2 separate regions of the Homo sapiens genome follow, and region 1 is linked to region 2. A link is an interaction called in ENCODE POLR2A ChIA-PET data of the cell type or tissue named here. Cell type or tissue: HepG2. All regions are shown on one strand. Region 1 overlaps BABAM2 (BRISC and BRCA1 A complex member 2). Region 2 overlaps BABAM2 (BRISC and BRCA1 A complex member 2).

Region 1 (5,000 bases), 86 kb before region 2:
TTGTAATAATAAATCACAGTCACAAGGATGGAATGAATACTCCAAACCCCTAAGATCAGTGTATTATCTTCCTATGAGAAAGGCTTATGTGGGTTTCTGAGTGAACAAGAGATCAAAACAAGGGGAGTTAGAGGAACTGCCTTTTAATAGAGTCTGAGATCCTAACCTTGTTAGTATATCCAAAGGGAATACCAAGACAGTTTAAAGTCTGTGATCTACATTCATCCTTCTGCATTTACCTCCACTTTCACATTATTCAAAATTCACTGGCGAAACCATCCTTTATTTTGGATAATGCTGGAATAGTTACTGCCAAATTCTCTAACATTATTTTTTCTTATTCTTTCCCTAGCTTTGGTTTGATACATTCTTTCTTCACATATGTGAACACATTCCAACAAGTCCAATATTGCTCACTTGGGATCCATTTCATCTCCCAAAGAGAATATCACGTTTACACCTTAATCCATTTATGTGCTGGCTGCGACTTTCATGGAGTAAGCTGATTCCTTTATTTCCTAGTTCATAGGGAAGCAAGGGTAGCTACTTGACTGAATAGGCAATTAGATATTGGAGAGGAACAAGAATTAAAAATATAAACATGGGGAAAAAGGAAAAAATACATTTGATATATGTCATAGCTCTATATCATCAAGTTATAAAGTTATATGATTACAGAACTCAATAAAATCAACTTAAAATAACTAGTGTTAGCTAAATGGCTTCAGCAAAGTTGCAGGATAAAAATCCATCTAAAACTACTACAAGCCTATATACTATGGGCCGTAGCCAGAAAACACAGTAGAAAAGACCCCATTTATAATTCTGACAAAAATTCAATAAATGGGTATTAATTTAAATCAGAAAATTAGAGACTTATTCAAAGATGACATAAAGTCTGACAGCAGAATTAAAGACAGACAGATAAATGAAGAAATATTATTTGCTCCATGCTGGGAAAACTAAATATAGTAAAGATGACAACATTCCCTAAATTATTATGTAGATTTAATAAAACACTGATTTTACAGAACTTGATATTGGTACTAAAACATGTGTTGGAAAAGTAGGCAAAATGCCAAAGGAAAAACACCAAAGTTATGATAGTGGTTTCAAACTACGAAATTTTAAAATGTTACAAAAGAAGAATTATTTTAAAAGAAGATATGGTATTAGTTGGAATAGAAAAAACCCAAAATAGAATTCAGAAATAAAGATGAAAGGGTGGACACGACAAGCCAGAAGCAATCCGATTACAGAGGGGAAAGTGCTAGTGAGCAACTGGAGAGTAAACAGTAAGACAACGAGTAAGTTAGAGCCTTAAGCTCACACCATACGTGCAGGCTAGAGAGTGAAAATATATGTAGAAGAAAACAGAATAGCATATTCACTCCAACTGTGGAAGAGAGAGAACTTTATAACTGCCAAAAAAGTAGAATATTATCACAGACATTTTCAAATATAAAAAAAGAAAATTTCTATACTCAAAAATATAGCAAATATAATACAAAATATCAAAAGGACAGAGCGCACAGAAGAGCTCAATGTAACAAATGTAAGTGATATAAGGTTATCATCCACTGCATATAATTAAAAAGAGTCAATAACCAGATTTACTTGAAAAAGTGGTCCAAAGAGATGAACCTGGAAAAAATGTACAACTTGATAAAGGTAATTAAAGATCATTTTAAGGTATCATTATATAACTACTAACTTAGCAAAAATAAATAAAAATGATAAAAATGCAATTAGGCCAGGGTTAGAGTACACAAAGCTCTGCTTCCTAGTCCCACATGCCCACCCACCTTCCAGCTGGTCCTAGATTTTGGTACTGGTTATATTTCCAGGGTCCTGTATGGTTACTTATGGTCAAGAACTCACTTTCTACATACTCTGGTAAATGAATCTGCATTTTATTTTCCTGTCCCCAGGTCCTTTGCTGGCAGGCATCACGGTTTCCCTACAGCTATGGTTCCCCATGGCTCTTATTCATGTCCTCAGTCAATTACCCATCTCTCTTTCTGCCAGCTTGAACCCCTTGCCATTATCCAGTACTGTCACCTTCCTAGGTTGACCATCCTACTTAACAGACTGGTTTATTTTCCAAGGCAGAGTTTTTGGCCTATCCCAACCCACAGAAAACAGAGTCTTGATTAAGCATGGAGATACATTTTCATATTGTTGGGAATCCTGTAAGTTGGTCTAATCTTTCCTGAATGCAACCTAAAATATGTAACAAGCTCTCCTTATCCTTTGGCCCAATAATTCTACTCTGGGGAATTAGTTCAAAGAAATAATCCAAAGGAAGAAAGAAATTAGTGCAAGATGTTCTCAGCAGCCCTATTAAAAAATAAAAGAGAAAATGAAGGAGTGAGGGAGGAAGGGAAGAAGGAAGGGAGTGGGGGAGGGTAAGAAGAGAGGAAAGGAAGAAGAATTTAAACAGCTAATAGTATGAGAATGGCTGACAAAACTATGACATGTTAACATAATGGAATGTTCTATACTACTGAAAAAATGGCAACTATGTAAACCACAGATATATGGAAATGGTTATGAAGAGCACTGGAGAGCTGGTTTAGTGACAATCGAAGTGAAAGGATTTGGTAATTATTTGCTTCAACCCCATGCTCACACCAAAGCCTAGGACATCTCATATTCTTTCTGTACCTTCCCTCAACCTCACTCCCGCTAAGATGAGAGAGCTGTCCTTTATTTTCTCCACCATAGCTTAATATGGTTTTTTTTTTTTTTGCTGATCAACAATACCTAAAATTGTTGTAACTTTCCTATTTCTAAATGAGGGTCTAAATGTATGACAATAGGTTTCCAAGCTTTGCACAACTCGTGCACAATTCACTTTTTAAAACAATGGCATTTTAGACAGATGTCAGCCATTCAAACTTTGCTTTGTCTGAAGACTTTCCTGTTAGGCCCCATCTATCCTGCTCACTCGGTTGTGAGGACTACTAGATTCAAACCAATCTAGCCCTGAACCAACAGGAGCCTGGCCAGACCTATTAAGAGTCCCTTTCCCATTGTGAACAATGTAGGGAAAGACAACGAGTACAGGGAGTAAGAGGACAGACTATGGTTTGAAGCTAATCCAGATTTGAATCCAAATTCAACTACTTAATGTTTGACTCTTAGAAATATTTAAGTTCCCTGGTCCTCAGATTTCTCATCTATAAAGAGAGGCCACTAATGTCTATTTTGGACTACAGAGAGTACTTGGTAGAAATTCAGATTGCTCACAAGCCTGATCACCTTCCATTGTTGGTTCTCTTCTTCACCTCCAAGCCTCTTAGGATGCAACACCCAGGATTATACTACTTAAAACCTCAGAGACAGCTGTCGGAATTATTACGTCCTTTGTTCTTGAAACAGCATTTCCATTAATGAAACCTTGTTTTACATGAGATTTTTGGACAGCTGAGTACCAAATCTTTTCATAAGAACCCTAAATACCCCAAATCTTTTTCACATGAACAGCTCTAAATAGATATCTCTCCATATCCTACATTTATTTGTCTGGCTGGTATGTTTTTGTTTGTTTGTTTTTTTACGTTGAGTGTAAAGGTGTGAGATGGAATATAATGAGTACTGGACTATGAATAGAAGGCTTCGCTTGTCTCCATTTATTCAACAAATATTTATCAAGCACCAACTCTGTACTAGCCCCTGTGCTAGGTATTAGACCTACAATGGTGAGCATGTAGACATGGGCCCTGCCCTCACTCAGAGAACTTATAGTGTAGAAGAAAGACAGGAAAGTAAGCCAACAGTTACAAAACCTATGATGAAGGCTCTGCCAGGGAAGGTATAGGCTAGTGTAGGGGCATGGAGGAAAGGCACCTGACCCAGACTTGGTCTAGAAATGCCTCCTGGATATATGTCCTGGCTTTGCCACTCCCAGTGGTTGACTTAACTACCAATGCCTCAGTTTCCTCACCTATAAAATGACGGGACTGCTATGGAGGAAATTTGCCATCAAAATTACAAATGCATTTCCGTTGACCTGGCAATCCTACCACTGGGAACTGGTCCTATAAATAATATCAGCATACAGAGGAAACAATGCATTTACAAGGTTATTCACTTGCAGCACTGTTTATGATAGCCAAAGACTGGCTATCATAAATCATTCCCCTACAAAGGGTGATTTAAGAAGCTATGATACAACACATAATAGACTAATAGGCATTGTGAAAAAAAAAAAAAAAAGAAGAGGGAGCTACGTAGTGGTATGAAAAGATTGCCAAGATGCATTGTTAAGTAAAAACACTGAGATGCAGAGTAGTGTATATAGTATGCCACCTTCTGTGGAAGGAAGAGAATAAATGAGAACATATACTCGCATTTGCATAAAGAAATCCTGGAAAGATACATAAGAAACTAATAAAAGTGACTGTCTATAGAGAACCGGAAAGGGAATGGAGTAGAAAGACATGGGATGGGAGTGAGATTTTTTTCAATGTATATCTTTTTAAACATTTTTGAGTCATATAAAAATATTATCTAACTATTTACATTAATTTTAGGGTGGGACTAGATAATTTGTAAAGCTCTTCCATTCTTAACATTCTATAATTATATAACAATCCACATTTAACTTGTAATAATACAAATATTCATCAGCTTCTTTGTCTATTTGAAAAATGCTTAGTTTATAATTTTTAAAAATAGGATACTTAGGTCAGAACCATATGAATATATTAAAAACACTTCTGTGGCAAACTCAATCATTGCCATCTATCTATATTTAATTTTTAAATCCCTTTAAATGTATTAAAATCCAATAAAGATGTATTGAGTACCTATTCTGGGCCAGACACAGCCACGAACAAGACCAAAAACATCTCTGAATAAAGCATTTATTGTAGTGACCATAAATCATCCTCATTACAGATGTTAATAATGAATTTAAACACAATCATCTCTCTCTACATATAGATATTTGTGTTATTTTAAATTTTTTATTAATTTTTAATAGAAAACTTTGT
Region 2 (5,000 bases):
TGGGCAAAATGCACAAATACCTTTGTAGCTGAAAAACCACTTTCCCATAAAAGTTTGTGATAGGACTGGTAAGACTCATAATGGAGAAAAAACAAAATAGGAAATTTTAAGTCTGAACTTTTCAAAATGCCATTCAGTAGGCAGCCTCACCCAGTTGCTAGGTAAGCCAAACTTCCAACTAACAGAGGAATTCTAGGGCATGTTCAAATATCTACCAAGAGATGACCTACTGGTGGAATCTTATCAGAATTTATCATCTCAATTTTGTGCCAGGGTGTCAGAATCTTTGGAGGTGGCATACTTCACATGTCTAGTTTCCTCCATAGGCAAGTAAGCTTTAAACCTAAAACATGCAAAAGTATCCCAAAATGATAGCTAATTATAATTATGGCTCCATTTATAAAATTCAAAAGCCTGTGATGTCCCTTCTTGCCCATCAGAAATTGCTATATAGATTACCTTTCAGTTCCTCTTAAAAGAAGGTAACCAGTATGCAGCCCCACTCCATCTTGAATTTCCACTTCAAATGAGTCTCTAGGATCACCCAGCTTAATTCCAACTTGTGTTTCTTTCTTAAGAATCGGGGATGGATAAATGGGAGGAAACAAAGGTGGGAGAGAAGTGGAGAGCGAAGAAATTTTAAACCACATCTCTTGATCTAATCTTCCTCATTTATTAAGAGAAAGAAAGTAGGCAAATTCCTTTCTATCTTGGAAAGTCCCTCAAGTGGGACAGGAATGAAAAGAATACCCTCCAAAGGAAAAGAATCTTAATTAGCCATTTTTCTCTTAAAACTGTAACCACGCAGAGAATAAAAATAATGTATTTTCCAAAACACGCATTAGAGAACTAAGGCCAAGAACACTGAAATTATTGAACATAAGCACCGTGAAGAGTACTAGAGTGACTAACAACTAAATATACTCTATTTCTTCCATAGGTGTTGTCTTTATCCTCACAATTTTAAGGTAATATCGTTTAAATACAAAATCAAATCTATTTGGGGCCAAAATGCTCAAGTTTTAAACCAGTGGTTTCTCAAAAATATATGTATTAATATTATTAGGACAAAATGTCAATGTAGGCTAAAATTTGACTTATGAATCCTAAACATTAAAACTATTTTTGTGGCCCCAGCTTGGCTGTGGTTCTAAAATGAATGTCACCATTTACCTTAGCTATTGATGCCACACACCTCAATTAATGCTACTCAGACCCAGAGAATGAAAGGCAATGGCAGAAAGGGAATTAGCAAATATGATTTCTAACTTAATTCAAATTGTTTTTCCTGGGGAAGTATTTAAATTTTCCAGGTTGCTCGAATATCATCCAGGGATGTGATTTTGAAGGAGACAGCTTGTTACTGTTTTTCCTGGCTGTACTACAAGAAACAACAGTGTGAGCTTATTTTAAGTTAATGTGTGCTTCTGTGTTTCTTTACAAGAAATTAACTGCAATCATTTAGTTAAAGCAAACACTTTGTTAGTGTTACACTTTTCATTAGAAAATGTCTTCAGGAATCTTTCAAACTTAGAGAGTTAAGAATCCCAATTCCGTCCAAAGATTTTAAACTTGGAGCAAATTATTTAAATCACAATGAAAGATCATTTAAGCTTAGTGACCCTTTGCTGGCACTGAATATTTTATAGCCATAGGGAACTCCTATCCATTCTCCCAGATCAAGATAGTAACATTTTCCTGTCTCAGTCGGCACCAGACCCCACAGTAGATTCTGATTTCCTTCTGACTATGATAATCACAAACAAACCCACAGGAATAGGCAGTATGGAACAAGAAGAGCAAACAGTTTCAACCAATTTGTTATTTACAACTGGAGAAACATCTGCAGGCTCTGACACCTAGTTTCTGATCTCTGCCCTAGATGACTTCCCTAGTGAGAATAGGCCCCTGGGCTACAATGATTTATATTATGTAACTGTTTCTCCACATCTTAGCTGAGCTCCCTGGACTTTAGACCTGCAATATTTGCCAGACCCTCTTCCTCTTAGTCGAAATCCCAGCTATAGGCTTTTCTGGCCAGTGTCTTAAAACCACCAATGTCCTAGTAACACAACTTATGTGCAAATGGGCAGGTAGAACTCTGAATGAAAACGAGACTACCCCAGGCTCTTCGGGTTATAACAGCCACATGCAGCTATAAGAGCAAGAAAGAAAAAGCAAAGCAAAATAGACACTCAACTGAAGGAAAGGATATCCACAAAGCACAATACACGGGATACTAAAGAGCTTTCAATGTCTTTACTCTTCTCCCTAAAAACTCTACCTCTTATCCCCAGATCCATATAATATCCTTGGTCTAAACATACATTTAGTAAACATCCATTGTTTCACGTCCAACATCCATTCCCCTCTTGCTGATAACACCAAACCAAATTTTGTGGGGGAGACTTCCCTTCCCCATTCTCAGGCATAAGTTTTGAGTGGGAACCTCCAGTTCTCTATAAGCTCTATAGGTCCTCACTATCTAACCCCATCAACATTGCCTATGCACTTAGCTCAATGTTTGATTCAGCCACTGGACACATATCCAGTCAAACCCAATGAGATAAACAAAGACATCAGCTGGGACTGCTGAGAAATAAAGGCTTTCTTTCTTCCTATGAAAGGAGAATATAAAGTCTGAATTGGAGTAACAATTTTTTATTCACAAGGGAAAAGACTTGTGAACCTGTGTGGATATGGGGACTAAAAGTTAACACAATGGGAGGAAGAGCAGAGAAGAAAAGAAATGGGAAGAAACCAGGTCCTTAAATAACATTATTTCAGCCACTGGACCAAGCTTTGTCTGATGCTCAATTCTGGACTGTTAAGTTCTCTAAGCCAATTAATTCTCTTTATAGTTAAAGCCAGTTTGAATCAGGTTCCTGTCACTTAAAAAAAATGGAAATAAAGAATAATAAGAAAATAAAAGAGCACTGACACACCACAACACCATTATCACCCTTTTACCTCTTTAGGGGAAAGATCAGAGGAAGAGGCACATAAGCTCTTACTAGGCCATATAACTATTCAAGAGCACTTCAACCAAAAGTATAGATTTGGTTTGGGTTTTCTGCCAGAGACAAAAATTGAGTAGCTTCCTACATTTATCTGCAGAAAAATCTACATAGAGGATTAATCTATTTTTACTAACCCAATGATGATTATAATGATTTTTCTTAAGGAAAAAATAAATAATAAGGAAAAGAGGAAAAACAGAATCTATATTTTTGTATACTACAACTCATTCAGTAAATTTAAGTTAAAATGGATCTGAAAGAGGTATCTGAGATGTTCCCCATCCTAGATCTTTTCAAACACCAATAAGGTATTTGATTCAGTGGGTAATCAAGTGAAACTTATAAAAAAGCTAACAGTCCCATTGAAGGACATAAAGGAGAAAAATGAACAACTGTTCCAGACTAAATAAGGACCCTTTGATTACTGACATGTGTCTTTGATTACTGACATGCACACAATGAGCAGTACCCCAGTCCTTCTTTAGCACTGAGCTTAGACAGGAGGCCTTCACTGGCTTCACAGTCCCTTAAACAGGAGATATTTTTACCTTTCCTCCACTTGACTGGAACATATTCAGTATGTACAAGCTGTCCTGTGGTATCATATGAATGCTGGCTCCATGCCACACTGGAAATGTGTGCCTCTGGCCAGTAAACCTTTACATCTTTTGCACACATTCTCTCTCCAGGAGGCTTAAAATGGGTCCCCAGAAGGCAGCCATGGTGACTGCCTTCAAACCATTTATCAACTTAGCAATACACAATGATTATTGTTTCATCAGCTGTCACTTCCTTAAACTACTGCCATCCGTCTCTAGCCCCTAAACCCATTCCTCACCAGTTCTTTCAAAACTGTGGTGCCTCTCAAAGTAAACTTAAATAAAAGCATCTGTTTCAAATGGTACCATCCAAACAGCCTTCCCTGGGTCTCAGGATAAATAATCATGAAGACATACTCTCTCCAATGAAGTGCTTCACGAACCTTAACAAAGCATTAACATCCCAAGCTACCAATTTCGACTGCCATCAACTCATCGTCAAACAGACTAGGTTTCTTTTTATTAATAAAGAGCATTTATTAATAATTAATATTTTAAAAATCCCTTAATAGAAGGCTGCCAATATGCAATCTTCATTAACCAGGGAAGGCTGATATTTCCCTACAAGTATATGAACCTTTTCTACCTACTACCCTAGCTTCCACACTGGCTATCATCAGAATAACTGTGGAAGCATCTTAAAAAGACACAGTATCAGATCCAACCCTCTGATACACTGATTAAGTATGCCTGGGGTGAGACCTGCTCCTTGGCCCTATACAATCTATTCATGATTTTGGAGTCAGGTTCAGGCACCCACATAGCAGGCAAAACCCAGAACACTTACTTTTCCGATGAATTTTCTCATTGTGATTGAAGGCCCAAATAATTTCATATAAACTCGCTAGACCTTCACATACAATCCATTGACTAAACGATGGCTAAAAGCTCCACCCACTAGAGCTTTCCACTAGTTGCCCCACACGTATCCCAGGAAGTTACAGGTTGTGTCTCCAGACCTCTGGTCTACTTCTAACAATGAATATCACCTGGAATCCAGAGCTGCCCATATCCAGGGGGGAAGAACATCTTCAACAATGGAGAGCCAACATCACTCTTGCTCCTTTCTGCTTCTCCTATAGTAATGAATTTTACTAAACTTGATCCTTTCATCTGCCTAGAACTGTAATATCATCCAGGCTGTCTGTGAGATCCCATCACCCCAATTTAATGTCACTGGTGCCCTGGGGGGAAAGTGCCAAATAGCTTACTCAATGGTGTGATCATTCTCAAATTGGACATATTTATTTGTGTTTAATTTTTAAATCATCATCTTTTCTCTCAAATGTTTTTGTGATGGTTTCATTAAGATTAAGGAATTACGGAGCATTTGCAAATTGACCGCCTCAGCCTGCAGACATGCTTTCTTTGACCCACACAA

Evidence for each region. Peaks named below come from ENCODE experiments on the same cell type or tissue, not always from the same donor. Only the 100,000 strongest peaks of a DNase experiment are listed, where the experiment ranks them.
Region 1: POLR2A ChIA-PET joins it to region 2 with 9 read pairs; 3 of 35 experiments call an interaction of 5 or more read pairs at or near these places.

Annotation. Positions count from the first base shown.
Region 1 is chr2:28,094,129-28,099,128 of GRCh38, reverse strand. The region is part of intron 6 of BABAM2 (BRISC and BRCA1 A complex member 2); the gene reads right to left. Among named protein-coding and RNA genes, the nearest start is that of MIR4263, 100 kb to the right of the region's middle. In HepG2, no CTCF peak of the experiment used is centred here; no DNase peak of the experiment used is centred here.
Region 2 is chr2:28,008,527-28,013,526 of GRCh38, reverse strand. All of the region lies in intron 4 of BABAM2 (BRISC and BRCA1 A complex member 2), which reads right to left. Among named protein-coding and RNA genes, the nearest start is that of MIR4263, 15 kb to the right of the region's middle. In HepG2, no CTCF peak of the experiment used is centred here; a DNase peak (open chromatin) is centred at 1,956.